Regions from separate parts of the Homo sapiens genome. Here all the other regions are linked to region 4. The links are chromatin contacts, found by Hi-C or POLR2A ChIA-PET in ENCODE. All regions are on one chromosome and are shown on one strand. Each heading gives the region's core, a stretch centred on a gene start or an enhancer-like site at or near the end of the contact. The rest is flanking DNA. Distances are from core to core; before and after follow the strand shown. Region 1 holds the start of TIGD4 (tigger transposable element derived 4). Region 2 holds the start of LINC02273 (long intergenic non-protein coding RNA 2273). Region 3 holds the start of TMEM154 (transmembrane protein 154). Region 4 holds the start of LRBA (LPS responsive beige-like anchor protein). Region 5 overlaps TMEM154 (transmembrane protein 154). Region 6 overlaps TMEM154 (transmembrane protein 154).

Region 1 (2,700 bases), core at 47-2,546, 1.8 Mb after region 4:
TGGGATTATTTTCTTATAATTGAGAAGACTAATGGTCTCCAAACCAACAAGATGGCTTTGTACAGAAAAATCCACAGTAAGCTATAACAATTGAAGTTACAGTTTGAGTGGGTTGGCATATATATTTGCTCCTTTCTTTTGTTTAAGACAGAACCACTTAAGATAAGAGATTTATGTTTTGGAATTTCAGTACTATTTTTTTAAGAGGTGGTATCCTAGAGAGCTCAATCAATATTGTTATACATTGGAAACATTTATGGTGCCATAGGTGTTTACTATTCACAGATCTGGGGAAGATACCTGCCAGGGATATTTCACTACACTGAAACTCCCTGGAAATCTGTAGAGGTAGAGCTCTGCCTTTGGGCATTAGTCATTAAAAATATCTTGTCAGCTACTGTGACAAGTAAAGGCAGCTGAGAAGTACGGTCTAAAGAAGGGTAAATCTCGCCGTGTGCACAGTTACCCTTCGCATTTCTACAAGTGAAATGGGAGTAAAAATGAGCATTCAAAGCTGTCAAAGGAAAAGCAGTCCAGCAGTTCGAAGGGATATTCTGTGATGGACCAACTGTATGGTACAGTGTGTAAATGAACTTCAGGTCTATCTAGCGCCACGGGGGAGCCACGCTTTCGCACCACTGAGCTCTGGGGATGGGGAGAGTAGTGCAGGTTGGGGCCCCGTTTAGGAAACTACGAAGGGCTCTGAGAGAGCGAATTGTTCAGCAGTTTCCGTGACAGAACAATGATCTATTTAAGAAGTAATGGGGCAAGCAAAGAAAGCAGAGCTCGGTCATCCGGAAAAAGAAAGAGGAGCCGGAAAGAAAAGTATCAAGGAATCTACTGTGAGAGAGCGAGCAAAAAGCAAAAAGCGATCACAAATCCAGAGCAAGTAAGAGCTCAGGGATGCCGGGCCCGGGGGTCTAGCCTTTCTGAAGGGAGAGGGCTCCCCAGGCACGGGGGCAGCGCGAGGCAGCGCCCGCATTCCGTCTGCTGCCTTATCTTCGCATTCTCCCTACCACCCCCACCTTCCCCCCGGGACTGGAATAACCTTCTTCGTGCTCTCCGGTGGCTGAGAAAGCAGCTTTCGCTCTTCTGTGGTAGCGTGGAGGTGAGGTACATCTACCTCCACCCTCCCGGCACCAGCTCACGGTCTGTTGGGGGGGTCCTCCTAACGTGTGAGGCTAGGGTGTGTGAATGAAAAAGAGGGAGGCGGAGGCCTCCTGGAGACCTTCGACCTCTCAAGACCAGGCAGGGGCGCCCTTCCGCAAGCTCCCAGCTCTAGCCGGTGCCTCTGGCCCCGCGCGCATTAGGTCGCTGCCAGAAAATTACCCGGGCAACGACACCGCCGGAGTCCCGGATGTGGTTGCTAGGGCAGCAGAGGGAGGGGCGTAGCCCGCCTCCCGGAGAAGGGCGGAGGGATCCTCGTGGGAGGTGCGCTGACACCACCGAGACGTGGCCGGGCAAGGCCGGATTGAGGGAGAGAGAGGCCGTCCAGGGCCAGGGACAACGCTACTTCCGGTCTCCTCACTTCCGGCTTCGCTGCTCTTGGTTCTGGTTCTGGAGGCTGGGTTGAGAGGTCGCCGGTCCGACTGTCCTCGGCGGTTGGTCAGTGTGAATTTGTGACAGCTGCAGTTGCTCCCCGCCCCCGAGCAGCCGAGGTGCGTGGGGGAAGGGGAAGAAGGAAAAGGTCCGGGTCGCGTTTCCGCTCAGTTTTTGCCAGGGTTGAGGCGATTCCAGAGAGCGGCGGAAAGGATAAGCCTCGACTTAGAAGCTACCGAGTTACCCTAAGAAAGGTGAGGGCGGAGCTGGCTCGCCTGGGAAAAGGCGGGGGAAAGATGGTTTGAGGTGGCTGGTGGGGCGGGCACGTTGCCTACGGGTTCACCGTTCCGAACTTTCACAGGGCACGCCTCTCCTTAGTCTGTGCCGTATCTGCCCAAGTGTTATGCCTTTGGTTTCTTCTGTCCTTCATTCCTTCTGTCCCTCTGAGTGTGCCCCCGAAACAGTCGAGTGAAGGTGTAGGACCGGCCCTTGCAGGGAGGCACTCTCTTGGCTTTGCATACATTGGGTGGGAAAAGGAGTTGCAGGATCCAGAATCCGGACCTTTCTTGACAAAGTGTCGGAGTGGGCCACCTTCAGGCTTGCTGTCCAACCCTCATTTCTCCCCTCTTCTCCCTGCATCCCCAGCTTCCTCTCTCCCGCAGTGGGAGGAAGGGAGATAGTGACAGTCCCTCTGAGAGATTCATCTGGCAGTGGTGCAGAGAGGAGTCTTGCCTGTGAAATGTCCCAAGCCTGACTAAGGAATGCTGGAGTTTTGGAAAGGGAGTTGTTCGATTGTCTTCTGCTCCGTTCCTGTTTGCCAAGTTACTACTGTTTACGTGTCTAGGAAAAGGAAATAATTTTTTAAAAACAGTTTTTAGATGCTAGACGTTTTTCCCTTTTACTTTATTTTGTTATTACTTCCTTTGTTTTGTTCTTACCTTCCTCTTGAGCCCTTTGATTTCAAAAAGTTTACACTTTATACTTCCTGCAGATCCTTTGGCCACTCTTAGGATTTCTGTCCCCCGCCCCTACCCTGTTTTCTCCTAAAGTATAAAATTCATCTAACTACATTATTATTTGATAAGGAAAAGCCGGAAGAGATCCAGAACTTCGCATAAACTTTTGCTTTCATACTTTCACCTGTAAGGGTGTGTTCATGTT
Region 2 (2,700 bases), core at 112-2,611, 1.1 Mb after region 4:
TCAAAAGAAAAGTCAGGCGATCTAAAGCCCACAGATAGCCTTGCTCCCCTGTCTCTGTCAAAAACACATATGAAAGCAGAGAAAAATTCATCAGACACGGAAGCAATTGGAGAAGAGACCAGGAGAAAACAATTAGGTAATGAGGATGTGCATTAAACCATCTCTGGCACCTTCTTGACCCAGAAACATTCTTTATGTCCTGGTAATGATGGCACATTGAACATTCCAGGGAATTCCAATCCTGGAAATCAAGAAGGAGACTTACTCTAAAGGCATAGGCGAAAGTGAGTTGTCACCAGGGTGCACAGCTTCCTGGACATTCTACTGGAATAAAACTTGGCTCCCCAGGGGCCAGCAGGAGTCACCCAAGGGCAGGTCCCAAGCAGTCTCCCTTCCAGGCTCTGTAGTAAAAATGAACCACTCTTGATTCGAGGTTCAGAGTCTGAGGTCAATTTCCCCACCCCAGATCTCACTGGGGGCATTAGATCCCCTAGGGCCTTCTTCAGACCCCTAAGATTTATCACTGGCTTCAGAGAGATGAACCAATTCAATTAGCTTTTCCATTCTCCCAGCTTATTTTCCAGGAGCGGAGTGTGGCGCTCATTGTCGCAGTCGAACAAGCTAAAGAGCCTGCAAGGCCCAATACTGACTCCAGGAGATACTGGGAAGGGCTTGCTAGTGATGGAACCTGGCTATGAATCTTGCTTTCCTGATTCTAAAATTGACTCTGCCTGAAGGTGCTGCTGAGGTGCCCTGGGTACTTCTCCAGCGGTGGGTAGAGGAGTGACAGAGGGAGGAGTGCCCCTGACACACAAACAATTTCAGGAAGACAGTTTCCCTATTATCTATTATATAGATTGGGGGGTGCATTCATTTATTCATTCAATATTTATTGAACTTCCACGTATTCCAGGCACTGTCTAGGCGTCTGGGCCAGGATAGAGAGGGGAGTAAGATAGACCTTTCCTTGCTGTTACAGAACTTACGTCTTTGTTGGAGAGACAGGAAATAAACAAGTAAGTTAAAAACCCACAATTTGGGGTAGAGGCCCACAGGTCAGGTTCTGCAGGAAGTAGACTCTGACAAAGAGATTTGCAGGAGGTTTTTGGGGCGTGATCTCAGGAGCAACAAGTGTGAAGGGTGAGGGACGCAGGTCGGACAGATGGAAAAGTTGCTTTCTGTCTTCCTCCTGAGGAGCTTTGCAGCTTGGGACAACAAGCAGTGTTGTCCTAATTAAGATTGGAGGACTGGGCATTTGCACTCCCATGTGACCAGCCTTTGGATGCAAGCTGCCTCCAGGAAGTGGGTGTACATGTGGGTGGAGCAGCTTCCTCTGACAGAGGAAATGACACACCTCTGACACTTTGCAATGCTTGGAAAGTGTCTCAGGTGTGAGTTGGTGGAGCCTGCACTCCCAGCAGCTAAGGTGACAAGCGTTTTTCGGTTCTGCCAGGGGATCTGAGTGGCACACAACAACATCCACTATGAAATGTGGTGTGTGCTGGGTGGGGGCTGACTGAGGAGCTCGAGAGTAGGAGTGAGGCAGGCTATTTTAAAGAGGTGGCAAGGGAAGGCCTCTCTGAGCAAAGGCAGAGACTTTAGGCAAAGACTTGATTGGTGTGAGGAAGTGAGCCATTCAAAGTCAAGGGCACCAGAGGTTCTAAGCAGAGGAAACAGCAAATGCAAAGCAGAGAACAAGCTTGGCACATTTGAGAACCAACAATAAGTCCAGTGTGTCTGGAGCCACAGGAGTCAAGGAGACAGCAGCTGGCAGTTCAGCCAATGGGCTACCAGGAAACCAGATGGCAGAGAGCCTGGTAGACCACGGTAAGGAGTTTGCAGTTTAAGAGTGATGGGAGATGTTGGAGCACTTTGAACAGGGTGAAAGTCACCATCTGATCTACATTTTAAACGTATTATTTCACTAAATAGAGAAATAATACGTTTAAAATGGTAGTAATTGGTCATTGTTATATTGTCATTAACAAGTAGAGATTCTAAAGTCTAGACTTCTAAAAACAATTTTAAGTGAAGCAAATGTTGCTCCATCTGACAATTATGTAAGCCAGCCATACCTGTTCTTTCCCTGTAGGTAGAAGCATATGGGAAACTGCATTCCGATCCAGGGAAGTATAGGAAGCAGTAATAAAAGTGGGAAGACCTATTATAAGTTCGTTGCAGTCATCCAGGTAAGAGGGGATACTGGCTGAAAACAAGGTTTCAGCTATGTGGGCCCTAGCTTGGAAGGGATGGGATTCTACATATGTTTTGTAGCTGGAAGCAGGAGTTTGAGGCTAAGAGATGACCTGAGAATAGAATGATTTTAGGTGTTAGGCCTGAGAGATGAGGGCACATTAGGGAGGAGCATGTGCAGCGGGGGCAGGGCATCCAGAATGCTCTTTGGACATCTTATATTTTAAGTGCCTGTCAGACACCCAAGTAGAGACGCCTGATGTGAAGACATGAATATCTGCAGCTTGAGGTCCTTCGTAAGATCATTTGAAAATAAGAGTTGTGCTACTAAAATAAAATGTGCAAAAAAAAAAAAAAGAGAGAGAGAGAGAAGAAAAAAAGAAAATCGCTGCATCATGCTGTCTTGTGTATAGTTGAATTTTCACATGCTGTGGAAATTCAGCCAGAGATCCTGTGGAAAAATACTGAAAGGACCCTTGGATCACTGATTCTAAGTTTGAAAAAGGG
Region 3 (2,700 bases), core at 195-2,694, 1.7 Mb after region 4:
GTGGGGGGTGGAGGAGCTCAAAGAACTCTGGAGTAGAAGCCAGAAGAGCTGACTAGCAGCAAGACCCAGACATCTCCCTTCTTCCACCTCTGTTTCTTCACCTGTGTGCCCAATATGGTTTGAGCTGCATCATCTTCAAGTTCCCTTCCAGCTCCAAAACACTGGGCATAAAACAACACATCAACTTCCAAACCCACTCTGAACACTAAACTCAATTTAACCAGACATCTTTTCAGCTGGAATGATTTGCCTTCCACTTTGTTTTCTACCTCAGATGCCTGGGGGACCACATGGAGAACACCCAGGGGAAGAGAAATTGATGGAGTGGGGTGGCTGGGTGCTGGCTGCTGACCTCCAGGAAGTTGTCACATCTGTTAGGTTGGGGCTGATGTCCCTCATTCTATCTAAAGAACTGTAGCTTGAGAACTTTCCTTTTGCTTGGTAAATACTGCCCTACACTAGAAGCAGTCGGTGTTCATTGACAGAAACAATGGGCAGCCAGTGTATTTGCCCAAAGGCAAGTCAACAAGAGAGGCAGCTGAAGGTGCTTGTGCTTGTTGTAGCAACTGGCAAGGGTGTAAATCAGTTGTTGCTTTTAGCCCATAATAATGAGATTCAATATTGTTTTTTCCAATACCTTTGATTGGTTCCAATCATATTACTTTTTCAAACAAATCTTCATTAGTAACAATCAATGCAAAAAAAAAATCTGTAAAAGTAACAAGGTGCAATAAAAGTAGATGAAAGACCTTACTTGATGTGTTAGAGGGCTACCCTCTAACACATAGCTCTTTGGTAGCTCTTCGGATAATTTCCCGTTTCCTTTTTTTTTTTTTAAGTTTATGTCGTTTCTTTAGTATGCTTTCTAGTAGTAAATTTTCACACCCCAGTTTTTCCAGGAGATTTTGGAATCAGCAGACTTCTCAGCCCACACCATAAAAAGCAAATTAATCATGTCTCTGTTTCAGCCAATTGAAGCTTTTGTTTTTTTTTACATAAACTGCCAAAAAGTTTATGGTTTTCTTAATATGCCCATTAAAGCTGGTAAATTACAGGGACGCACACTTCCTGGAAGACAAAGACTGAAAGAGGGTTAAATGAAGTGAGAGCTGTAGCCAGTTTAGACAGCTGCAGCGAAAGCGAAGTCCCCTCTCCATCCCACCCCCCAAAAAAAGGAGTTCTAATTTTCTCCACTTCTTTCACAGAAAGGATTAGATTTTCTGGGTGTCACCCTCCCCGGCAGAGTTCTGTAGCCTCGGGCACCCTACCAGCTTTTGCGATCCTCCTTCCCAGGAGTAGGAAGTGGAGGCGGCTTACCCCGGCCGACGGGAACGAGCGCGATCACCAGGGCGAAGACTAGGGCTGCGCGGGGAGCCTGCATGTCCGCTCGCCTCGGCAGAGGCGCGCTCAGGATGCTGCGCCGGGCTGCAGCCTCTCTGAAACGTGAACATTTCCTGTTTCCTGCTTGTTTGGGTCGGTGCTGACTTGAAGGAGAGGTGTGTGCCTGTTTTTTAGGAAGTGATGTAATTCTGCAGGAGCCTGTCAGACCAGCAAGGATTGCAAAAGAGAAGTTGCTGTTGAAGCACTGGTTCTATTATCACGCCTCTCCAGCCCTTTGGAGTCCCGGCCTCCAGCTTTTGAAACCGTCCCCGGGGCAACAGAGTCCCTTGCTCAGATGTCGTTCGGTATCTGGGACTGGGAGGGGTCCTGGACCACACGCATTCTCACTCTGTGATTTTGCTTATCCCCCAGGTGAGGCTCCGGGGCTGCCTAGACCCTAGGAAGAAGCTGTCCTGTAGAACTTTCTGCCCTGATGGAAATGTTCCAAGTCTGCGCCGTCTGATACAGTATCAGCCACATTGGCCACTGAGCATTTGAACTGAGGCTAGTGCTGATGGAATTTAAATTTTATTGAATTTTTATAAAATTTTAATAACTCCAAGTGGCTAGTGGCTGCTGTGTTGGATAGCGCAGGCCCAGACAGCAGGGACAACTGCATCATCAGAAAACTGCCAGACCACTTCTCTCCGCCAGGTCCATTCTCCTTTCTCCACTCTGGAATGCCCTCCTCCCACCAAGGCCCACGCCAGATGGAGGTGGATGCCACACCCACACCTTAAGGTTATGTTCTGCTTCCCCAGAGAGAAATGATCTTTTCAAGGTCCATTTCCAAAGGAGAATATGCTCTGAGGGTGGAGGTAGGGGTGAATCTGCATCTCACCTTCCTTCCTTCTTACTTGACAATCAAGTTCTCAGACAACAAACAAAACAGGACAGAAACGAAATAGAATAATGGTAGAAATCCTATCCAATCGAAACAATACAGAAAGGTTGTGTCTAGTATACAGTGGAGATTAGTGTGTGTTGGGTGTTCTATTGGAGGTCCTTCCCTTGGTTTAGGTTTAGGGCCTAAGCATTCAGAATGCAGTTTCATAATCGTGGTGCCAAGAGAGACAGACAGATGGAGAGAGGGGTAGTGTTGAGGCATCAGACACATCTCATCTCTAAACCTTTCCCTGCAGATCACCATCTGAGTCATGACTTCCCGTCGTTTGTCTTCAGTGATCTGGTTGGTGCAAACGTATGAGGTGACTGGAATTCCTTAGCCCCTGACATAGCTGTTAATTTTTCTTTAATGCATTGCTGCTTTTCAATGTCATTAGTCACTGTTTATCTCAGTTATTATTCACAAGAAATAGG
Region 4 (2,765 bases), core at 121-2,620:
ATGTCTAAAAATAAAACTAGTCAAAATTAAAAATACTAACTTTGCAGCAAATTAATCTTGCATCAGCACTACAAACAAATTTTTAAACTTATTGTAGCAAAACATAACTTCGACAGAATCAAAGACATTAATTCTCAAGTCCAAAAAAAGGTCACAAGAAATTATTTAAAGTGGTAAAGGGAAACGCAGACTTAGGCATACAAGCCAAGAAAAAAAAAATTAGAGATAACTCCTCCGCTAGAACCTCCCCCCAATACTTCCATAGCAACAATTATTTCCTTAGCACAAAAGTGATGTGTTCACTTTCACAAAACCTGGATCATCTAAGTTTGCACAATTCCCTTCAATCTAAAAAACAGATGAAATTGTTTCATTTAGGTGAGTAGAATTTTGTGTCCCTATACACGAAAAAAGTCACCATCAGTGTGAGTAAACCACATGGCTCCAGCTTTAAGATCTTGTTCCCCAACCCACTGAAAAGAGTATATGCTTATAAAATATTCATGGACTTACCAGGTTAAAGACAGTTTCTACAATATCCCTATTGGATACTTCTCCAACTTCAACCAAACCGGTCAACACGGCAAATTTCATTCTGATGCCCCTGATGGGGAGCCCTGGTTTCAGAGACAATGCACCCCCTTCAGTAGGGGTTTCTTCTCTCCCTCCACCTCCCCCGTCATCACCTGTTGGTGGCGGGGAAGGGACACGATTGTCTTCGCTAGCCATTGCTAGCTCACGATAAAGGACAACTCAGAGTCACCCTGGGACGGCAGTCGCTGCACTGGTAATGAGCACAACACACGCAATGCAAAACGAAAGGGTCCCTCTTCCAACTTGTGGAGATACCCCAAAGCAGTTGATGTGGAAAGTCCTTGGCGTCGCCCTCCTCCTCTTGGAGAATATTTGTCCAATCTCTCTCCCCGAGGCTGACAACAACGCCAAACCCTATTGGAAGATTAAATATATGTTAAATAGGCTAGGTTTTGTTTTAGGGTTTTGAGGGGACAAGAGGGAAATAGTTATTGTCGGTCAAGTAAGTTACTAAAGGCACCCCACTACTAGCCACCCGCTTCTCCCGGGCTCAAAAAGCTGGGTTCTGGGTGAAGGCAGGTCCAAGAGGCCCCCGAACAGGCTCACTCCTCCCCCACTCTCGTGCAGGTTCTAGGCGCAGGGTAACCTCTCCTCACAGGTGCACTAGAAAGAGAAACTGTCGCGGGGAAAGGAGGGATCGGAGGAAAGAAGGGGGGCCCACAAGCTATCACAGAGGTAGAAAGTTCTTCCTCACCCAGATACTCCGGACTCGTCCTCACCCCCCGCCCAGGAGCAGCGAGACCGAGGTGGCGGCGGAGATCCAGGGCAGGAAAAGGCGGGGGAAGGGGGCGGTGATTATTCTAAATGCTCGGCCCAGTGGGAGGAGTGAAGCACCTCTCTCAGGCACCTGAGATTCGACGGGAAGGGGTGGGGAGGTGTGTGTGGTGGCAGGAAGGGAGGGGAGCGGCCAGAGAAACCCAGCGGCCACCGCAGGGAGAGAAGGGAGGACAGAGAGGTCAGTGCACCTGGTCGCAGCCTCCAAGTTTCCCTAGTCCGCTCCCCGGGAGTCCGCGGCTGCACAGAACTCCATGGCTTCCTGGCCCGCCCCGCCCCTGCGCTCAGCCTTTGCAAAAGCAGCCGCTGCTGGCGCTACGGGCGCCGCGGCTGAGGCTGCTGCGAGTGGTGAGGATGCTACTGCCACAGCTCGCCCCGCCACGGGTCGCGCGGCTGTCGTGTGCCCACTGAAGCTGCTCCCGGCCGCCATGACAGCGCCGAGTGCTGCCGGGCGCGGCGTGCGCGTGCGCGAGCGCGAGTGCGCGGGGCGGGAGGGCGCGAAGGCGGAGGCAGCCGCGCGGCGGGGGCGCGGTGACGACGCGCGGACAGCCAAGGGGGCCCCGAGCCAGCCGGAGTGCTGGGCTGGGGCTTCCGGCTGCACTAGGCGCGCTGCTCTGGTAGCACCAGGTGTGTACCCGGCCCGGCGAGGAGAGACCCTTCCGTCCGAGGGCCTACACTTTCCCCTCTCCCACTCTCGGACCTCGGGAGGTGCTTCTGCCAAGTCCTGAGGCGGGGATTTTGGCGCTCCTGCTGTTGTTAAGTTACCGTAGGGTCTCTTGGCGCGGAGGGAACACGCGCTGCGTTGCCTAGGTGTCTCATTGGACTTGGAGAAGAACACCTGAGGCACCTCTACGAGCCAGAGAGGTGACGGCGCTGGAGCCAGTGAGGCTGCTGTCCCTGCCCAATGGGAGCGAGGAGTCCCCACCCCTGGCTGCTTTCAGCTGTTGCCCGCCCGCCGCTCTCGGCGGAGACTTGGAGATTTCCACTGGGATACCTCGGCAGCTGCCGCCATTCGGGAGGGGAGGGGAGGGGACCGAGTCGACGAGGAATGGGAAAGATTCCTTGCTTTGCAGCTGCCGCGCCACGAAACCTCTCCCACATTCATTCTAGGCAGAGGATTCCTGAGACAGCTGCTATAAACAGCGTGGAGACAGGGTTCCTTGTGCCTGTAGACCTCCGAAGGGTTTTTTCCTCTCGTGATTTTCCAATGTGAAGATTAGGCTCGCGTCATTCTCAGAGTAGATCAAAAGATAAATTATATTAGGTAGTACAGATAGGTCCTCATACTCAGTGTCCCTTCTTTCCACCCGCTATTAACAGTAAACCATTCTTCCTAGTGAGTGAAAAATAAATTTAGAGGAAGGTGGTTTTTCACCCACGTGTATCCTTTGAGGTCA
Region 5 (2,700 bases), core at 108-2,607, 1.6 Mb after region 4:
ATGTTGGCCAGGCTGGTTTCGAACTCCTGACCTCAGGTTATCCACCCGCCTCGGCCTCCAAAAGTGCTGGGATTATAGGCGTGAGCCACCGTGCCTGGCCTGGTAGTAATAGTTCTTATAACCAGTCTCTGAATTTTCTAACTCTACTGTAGAGTGTTGAATTTGACAGACCCTAGGGTATTTTTTTAAGATAAATGGTAAAAAATACAAATGACATGATAATGCTGGGTTTTATTCATTTAATCTAAGTAGTAAAAATAATTAATTTTTAAAGGGAATTTGAAAAAGAAAAAGCAGCTGTCATCATTTTAAAGTCCCATTATTGATTTACTAAAAAGTAAGGAACATATACTTCCATTACTGCCAGATATCAATTGGAAATTGTTATATGGGGTATGTATATCACCATCTACATGAGCAATGTCCAATAGAGCATTCTAAAGTGATAGAAATATTCTACATTACACTGTCCACTTAGTAGCCATTGGCTACTAAACACTCAATATTTTTTAATTTTAATTTTAATTAATTTAAATTTAAATAGCCACATTTGGTGATTATCTATTACGTTGAACAGCACAGATCTATGGATACTACATTTGATAAAGTTTTATATCCATAGTCAGTTTAAAATTGTAGATCTTTAAATTCTGTAATGTATAAGGTAATGCCAGATGCTAACTTTTTCCAGATCATTTGGCCTCAGAGATTTCCTTTCTTGAATAAAATACCATTTTCTGCTTCAAAAAGACCATTTCAACAACTTGTACAGAAATAAAAACAAGTGGCAACAATTAAGCTGAATATTTAAGTATTGTCAGACCAGGTTTATTATCTGCATGTACCAGATCTAATGTGGGATTGGGTTCTTCTGTCTCACTCCAGGATTTATTGAGATATTTATAAAGCTGTTGCAGCCTTCTGTTACTAGAGAGGAAAGAAAAAAAACAACTTTAGGTTACCACATACCATTTCTATTCATGCTGTTCATCCATTTATCAAGCTCTTCCATTTCAATTTCCATAACAGAGGGTGTATCTTCCTCAAAAATAGGGCTAGAAATAGAGAGCAAAAGACTTGTTAGAAAGAAATGTGAAAGATGCCTAATTTCATTTGGAAAGAGACTAGAATGCTGATCCTGAGGAAGATGAACTTGATTCAGTGCCTTATGCTCTAGGGAAGCCTGGGGGCTTGCCCTATTCCAAACTACCAAACTTTAATAGGAAGAAAGGCTACCACACAAACAAACATACATTTATCACAGGTCCAAAAGTGGGGTGCCCACAGGCCCAACAAGTGGACAAAAAAGGGAACCCAGGAGGCTGACTGCTCCCCTGAAGGTGCAAAGTCAAGTCTGCAAGGCTCCCAGGGTGAGGCCCTTCCGGGGAGTTGCCATATGAAGCATTTTAGCCTTGCTTAATTTCACTTCCTGTTCCTTGGGGTTTTTTGATCAGTGCCCCAGGTCAAGAGGCCACTGTCAACAGGCTACAGTTATCACCTGTCCCTTCAATTCCCAGGCCTTTCTCTCTTGGAGAAATGGAGCAGTTGCTTTCAGAAATTCACCGCCCTCACTTGCAGAAGCTCAAAGTGCACAGTCAGGGGACAGAGTCCGTGGTTAGTGGAGATGGGGTTGGGGAAGGATGGACCACCAGCTCTGAAAGCAGCGTAGGCGGTACACTGCGTAGAGGAAGCGATAAAGTTTCTAAACCAGGAGGCTGCTTGGAAGATGGGGAGGATATGGCATCACCCCAGAACATGCTTCTGAGTGGAGGCTTGTTTTTCTCTCTCCCACCCCTCCTTCCCTCCCTCCTCTCCCTTCCTCCTGCTCCTCCCACTCTTCCCTTCTCCTCCTCTCTCTCTCCCATCCCTGGGGGTTCTTGCTGTGTGAACTTCTGCTTCGACCAGGGCTCCCTGCTAAATACCAGCTCAAGTATCTTTCCTGGTGATAAAATTTCTAATCAGAGTAAATGAACCAATGTCCTTGAAATACAGCTAGGGATAGAATATTTAACTGCTATGCACTTGAAATTGGTAGCAGTCAGGATTCTTTTCTGAATGTAGGACAATGAAATAAAACAGATGCCAAGCTGTCTTTGCCCAGATCACACTCACACGCTGGATAGGGTTTGGGGATGCCAGCACATCCTCCCTCAGGCTGCCAAGGATCTCCAACCCCGCCTGGGAAGCAGGAGAGTCCCGCAAGATGTCAGAACAAAAACACCTGAAAAGGCAGCTGTCCACCTTAACAGTTGCTGTTCACACCCCAGGTGGATCAGAAGCAGCAGGGAAAACTTACACTTTCACGTTTTCACTTCCCAGTTCATCTAAAAGGAAATGAACATAAAGGTCATGTTAGCTTTGTTCTTCTGTAACAACTTTTAATTTCAACAACAGCTGAAGTCTCCTTTACAAAGAGAGCAAAATGACATTAAGTAACATTTTTAAAGGAGCGATCATTAACTTAGAGTCAAAGAAGTGTGGATTGCCATATTAAAACGAGGTCCTAATCCGTGTGAAATCTGCTTTCTTTTAGATGTGGATGGTCTGCTGAGAACGCTCACTTCAGACCAGATGTTCATCCGTCTTTATTTTTTACATCCACAAGAAGAGGAAAACATTGGTAAGGAAAGGCAAGGGAGGGTGAAACAAGAGGGCTTGCTCCTTGGCCTCCTTCAGTAAAATGTCCCAGATCTAAAGGCT
Region 6 (2,809 bases), core at 12-2,511, 1.6 Mb after region 4:
AAGTATGGATGCGGAGGGCAGCTCAAGGGATTTCCCCCAAAACATGACAGGTGTCCCTCCCATGGCCTATGGGTTAACAGCCACTCTTAATGCAGTGGACATGGGGCCCCCTAAAACCACTGTGTTTAAAGAAACACTGACTAAGGCCCATAATCGTCCATGGAGATTTCCTGCGGGCGGCATCCTGGGCTTCTTGGGTGAAAGTGACCTTTTACAACTTTGGGAGTCCAGCCACTGTGGAGGAAGGCAGAACTCTCTTTCAGGAAATAAGTCTGGAGGTGAACCCTCCAGAACACACAGGGGTACTTCCCTGTGCTGCGCTCCAGGACTCCAAGGACATAACCATAGCATCGTGGAAGGAAGACAGGATTTGAATTCAGAAGAGCTAGGCTTGAGACTGGCTGCTGCCCTCTGCACCCTTGGGGCCTGGGAAGAATTCCCTCCCTCTCTAATTCTCCATTTCCTAAAAGCCAAAAAAGTAGGCCTTCTGCTCTGTCTAGCCCATAGTGTTCATATGAAAGTAAATGAAATAAGAACTGTTAAAATGCTTTAGGAGCCATAAAGCACCATACACGGGCCAGGTATTTGTGTCTTTGTTATTTTCTTCATCCATCACCTGTTCTCTTTCCCCCATCTCTGTACTTGCCTGTTTCTCTGCTGTTCCCCAGAAGGTTAATCTGCCTGGTATAACTTCCTCATTTTACTGCTACTTTACTTCCTTATCTAAATTTGGGCATATTTCAGGGTAAAAGAGGTGGGGCTAGAGGTAAAACTAGCAAAGCTACAGAAGACAGAAATAGGACACAGGGTTAGAGGGCAAAGAGAGAGGCATTAACAAGCAAAAGAATAGAAAAGAAGAAATAAGGAACACAACAGGTTAGAAGCAGAAAGGTGTGTGAAGGTCAGTCTTGCGTGGCTTCATGCCCTGCATGGGACCAAACTCCCAGATCACTGGGTGTGAGGGCCGAGGCTGGTAGCCTCATAAGCTGCAGATTTGGCAGAAGCCCCTGCTGTTAGGTGGCCAAGTCACAGTCATCTCAAGTGACCGCAACACAAACTCTCCCAGGAAGTCTCTCTCCGTTTCACCAGTTCTCTTTCTCTCTGGTCAGATAATGTAGCATTTTAAAGAGATAATGGAAGTGGTCAGTCATGTGAATGATGAAACTAAGCTGCAATACTTCACTTTATTGTTTATCCAAAAATCTTAAGATCACTTGATAATAAACTGCACAGTGTACAGAGTCACTTACAAATACTTATTGACAATATTCACGCAGACACATCTGGGATTCATCTTTCACACATCTGGTGAGGATGTATGGGGAAATCCTTGTAAATGGGAAGAAATGTTTGAGGTAACGCCTGGCAGCCCCAACAGCTGGGCAGCACAGTGTCCCCATTATCCCTGCTCAGGGCATTATCACTAAATGGAAATGACTCTGCTTCTCCAGGAAGCAAACTAGCTAACTTCTCTTTTTCTGAAAGTGAAACAAATGTGCAACCAACACATACGTGCACTGTTTACAATAGCAAAGACATGGAACCAACCCAAATGCCCATCAATGATAGACTGGATAAAGAAAATGTGGTACATATACACCGTGGAATACTATGCAACCATAAAAAAGAATGAGATCAGGCCCTTTGCAAGGACATGGATGAAACTGGAAGCCATCATTCGCAGCAAACTAACACAGGAACAGAAAACCAAACACCACATGTTCTCACTCATAAGTGGGAGTTGAACAATGACAATACATGGACACAGGGAGGGGAACAACACACACTGGGGCCTGTCGTGGCGGGGGGGTACAAGGGGAGGGAGAGCATTAGGACAAATACCTAATACATGCAGGGCTTAAAACCTATATGATGGGTTGATAGGTGTAGCAAACCGCCATGGCACACATATACCTATGTAACAAACCTGCACACTGGAATTTAAAGTAAAATTTTTTTAAAGCTTAATTAATAAACACAAAAATATGTTATAAAACTGCAACCAAGCTCTAGCTTTTAAAGTTAGAAGAAGAAAGTATTATAAACTTACTGAAAGACTGTCACATTAGTAATACAATGTGAAATAAAACAATGACAAGAGAATGCTACTAAACTCAGGATGTCATGAAGTATGTTGGACCACAGTCAGATGCCCCATTCTTTCATTTGTCAATTATGTGAACTCCATGTGCAAATTATTTAAACAATTTTATAGTTAAGATGGTAAAATGAAAGAAAACATGTCAGATGTCAAGCCCTCAAACTCTTCCCTGCGTTGTGGAGTAACTGACATGTTTGAATTTCAGGATGATCAAGAAATCACACCCAAAAGCCTGACTCCTTTTCATTCTCCTGTATATAATGAAGAGCCTGATTAGCATTAGAAGAAGGAGAGAAAAACAAACCAGGAAGTCTTCCAGTGGTTCTCAGCCTAGTCTGCCCATAGAATCACTGAGGCATCTTTCAATAACCTGATGCCCACACCATACCCCAAACTCAGTTACATCAAAATACCTGAGGGTGCAGCTTCTAGGGAGAACGAAGCAGGAGGATCACTTGAGTCCAGTCCAAGGCTGAATGAGCTATGATCACACCAGTGCACTCTAGCCTGGGTAATCGAGCAAGACCCTGTTCTAAATATCGATCAATCTAAATATTTAGGGGTAGAACCCAGGTCTCAATAATTTTTACAGTTCTCCTTGTGGCTCCAGGACGCAGCTGAAGTTGTGTCTCACTTCTCTAGACCCTGCCCACTTCTGGCCTCCCCTGAGCCACACCAGATCATTCCCTGTCTTGTTCTCTATGGTCC

What was found. Hi-C counts contacts between places; a loop is a spot of excess contacts on that map. ChIA-PET counts read pairs that join two places held with the same protein, here RNA polymerase II (POLR2A). Pooled maps may share reads with other maps.
Region 1: a loop to region 4 is called in a map of CD8-positive, alpha-beta T cell, with 26 times the contacts of the local background. The contact joins the promoter of TIGD4 here to the promoter of LRBA in region 4. A Hi-C loop is called at or near these places in 5 of 168 maps with a recorded cell type or tissue (CD4-positive, alpha-beta T cell, CD8-positive, alpha-beta T cell, gastrocnemius medialis and 1 more), 2 of 37 single-sample maps with no recorded cell type and 18 of 50 pooled maps. POLR2A ChIA-PET finds 5 or more read pairs at or near these places in 2 of 52 experiments (CD4-positive, alpha-beta T cell and CD4-positive, alpha-beta memory T cell).
Region 2: a map of CD8-positive, alpha-beta T cell shows a loop between it and region 4 (4-fold over the local background). The contact joins the promoter of LINC02273 here to the promoter of LRBA in region 4. A Hi-C loop is called at or near these places in 2 of 168 maps with a recorded cell type or tissue (CD8-positive, alpha-beta T cell and naive thymus-derived CD4-positive, alpha-beta T cell) and 5 of 50 pooled maps. POLR2A ChIA-PET finds 5 or more read pairs at or near these places in 1 of 52 experiments (naive thymus-derived CD4-positive, alpha-beta T cell).
Region 3: a loop to region 4 is called in a map of endothelial cell of umbilical vein, with 13 times the contacts of the local background. The contact joins the promoter of TMEM154 here to the promoter of LRBA in region 4. A Hi-C loop is called at or near these places in 3 of 168 maps with a recorded cell type or tissue (endothelial cell of umbilical vein and naive thymus-derived CD4-positive, alpha-beta T cell) and 8 of 50 pooled maps. POLR2A ChIA-PET finds 5 or more read pairs at or near these places in 1 of 52 experiments (OCI-LY7).
Region 5: a pooled map shows a loop between it and region 4 (3-fold over the local background). The contact joins the enhancer-like site here to the promoter of LRBA in region 4. A Hi-C loop is called at or near these places in 1 of 50 pooled maps. POLR2A ChIA-PET finds 5 or more read pairs at or near these places in 2 of 52 experiments (BJ and GM12878).
Region 6: a map of B cell shows a loop between it and region 4 (6-fold over the local background). The contact joins the enhancer-like site here to the promoter of LRBA in region 4. A Hi-C loop is called at or near these places in 3 of 168 maps with a recorded cell type or tissue (B cell and naive thymus-derived CD4-positive, alpha-beta T cell) and 3 of 50 pooled maps. POLR2A ChIA-PET finds 5 or more read pairs at or near these places in 1 of 52 experiments (GM12878).

The regions. Positions count from the first base shown.
Region 1 is chr4:152,778,434-152,781,133 of GRCh38, forward strand. It overlaps TIGD4 (tigger transposable element derived 4), which reads right to left and starts at 1,297. Exons shown (of 2, transcript NM_145720.4): 1 at 1,049-1,297. It overlaps ARFIP1 (ARF interacting protein 1), which reads left to right and starts at 1,521. Exons shown (of 9, transcript NM_001025595.3): 1 at 1,521-1,793. RefSeq lists enhancers at 739-948, 1,399-1,558, 1,749-1,798.
Region 2 is chr4:152,099,392-152,102,091 of GRCh38, forward strand. LINC02273 (long intergenic non-protein coding RNA 2273) reads left to right here and starts at 1,362. Exons shown (of 3, transcript NR_121628.1): 1 at 1,362-1,426; 2 at 2,093-2,189. RefSeq lists enhancers at 1,019-1,519, 1,126-1,420, 1,520-2,020, 2,315-2,700.
Region 3 is chr4:152,678,553-152,681,252 of GRCh38, forward strand. TMEM154 (transmembrane protein 154) reads right to left here and starts at 1,445. Exons shown (of 7, transcript NM_152680.3): 1 at 1,318-1,445. The coding sequence starts at 1,381. It overlaps LOC105377495 (a long non-coding RNA gene), which reads left to right and starts at 1,533. Exons shown (of 4, transcript XR_939359.3): 1 at 1,533-1,752; 2 at 2,035-2,121; 3 at 2,523-2,588. RefSeq lists enhancers at 1,079-1,908, 1,219-1,528.
Region 4 is chr4:151,013,914-151,016,678 of GRCh38, forward strand. It overlaps LRBA (LPS responsive beige-like anchor protein), which reads right to left and starts at 1,371. Exons shown (of 57, transcript NM_001364905.1): 1 at 1,289-1,371; 2 at 514-948. The coding sequence starts at 729. RefSeq lists enhancers at 801-980, 1,161-1,290, 1,642-2,239 and a silencer at 1,791-1,940.
Region 5 is chr4:152,642,119-152,644,818 of GRCh38, forward strand. TMEM154 (transmembrane protein 154) reads right to left here. Exons shown (of 7, transcript NM_152680.3): 4 at 2,297-2,324; 5 at 970-1,055. Among named protein-coding and RNA genes, the nearest start is that of TMEM154, 37 kb to the right of the region's middle. RefSeq lists enhancers at 1,096-1,165, 2,311-2,370. Within about 2 kb of position 1,358, at least 6 of the 41 ENCODE cell types and tissues checked have a DNase peak (open chromatin) inside an H3K27ac peak, as active enhancers do; they include GM12878, where a contact is called at or near this core.
Region 6 is chr4:152,662,575-152,665,383 of GRCh38, forward strand. All of the region lies in intron 1 of TMEM154 (transmembrane protein 154), which reads right to left. Among named protein-coding and RNA genes, the nearest start is that of TMEM154, 16 kb to the right of the region's middle. RefSeq lists enhancers at 1,020-1,089, 1,180-1,259. Within about 2 kb of position 1,262, at least 4 of the 41 ENCODE cell types and tissues checked have a DNase peak (open chromatin) inside an H3K27ac peak, as active enhancers do; they include B cell and GM12878, where a contact is called at or near this core.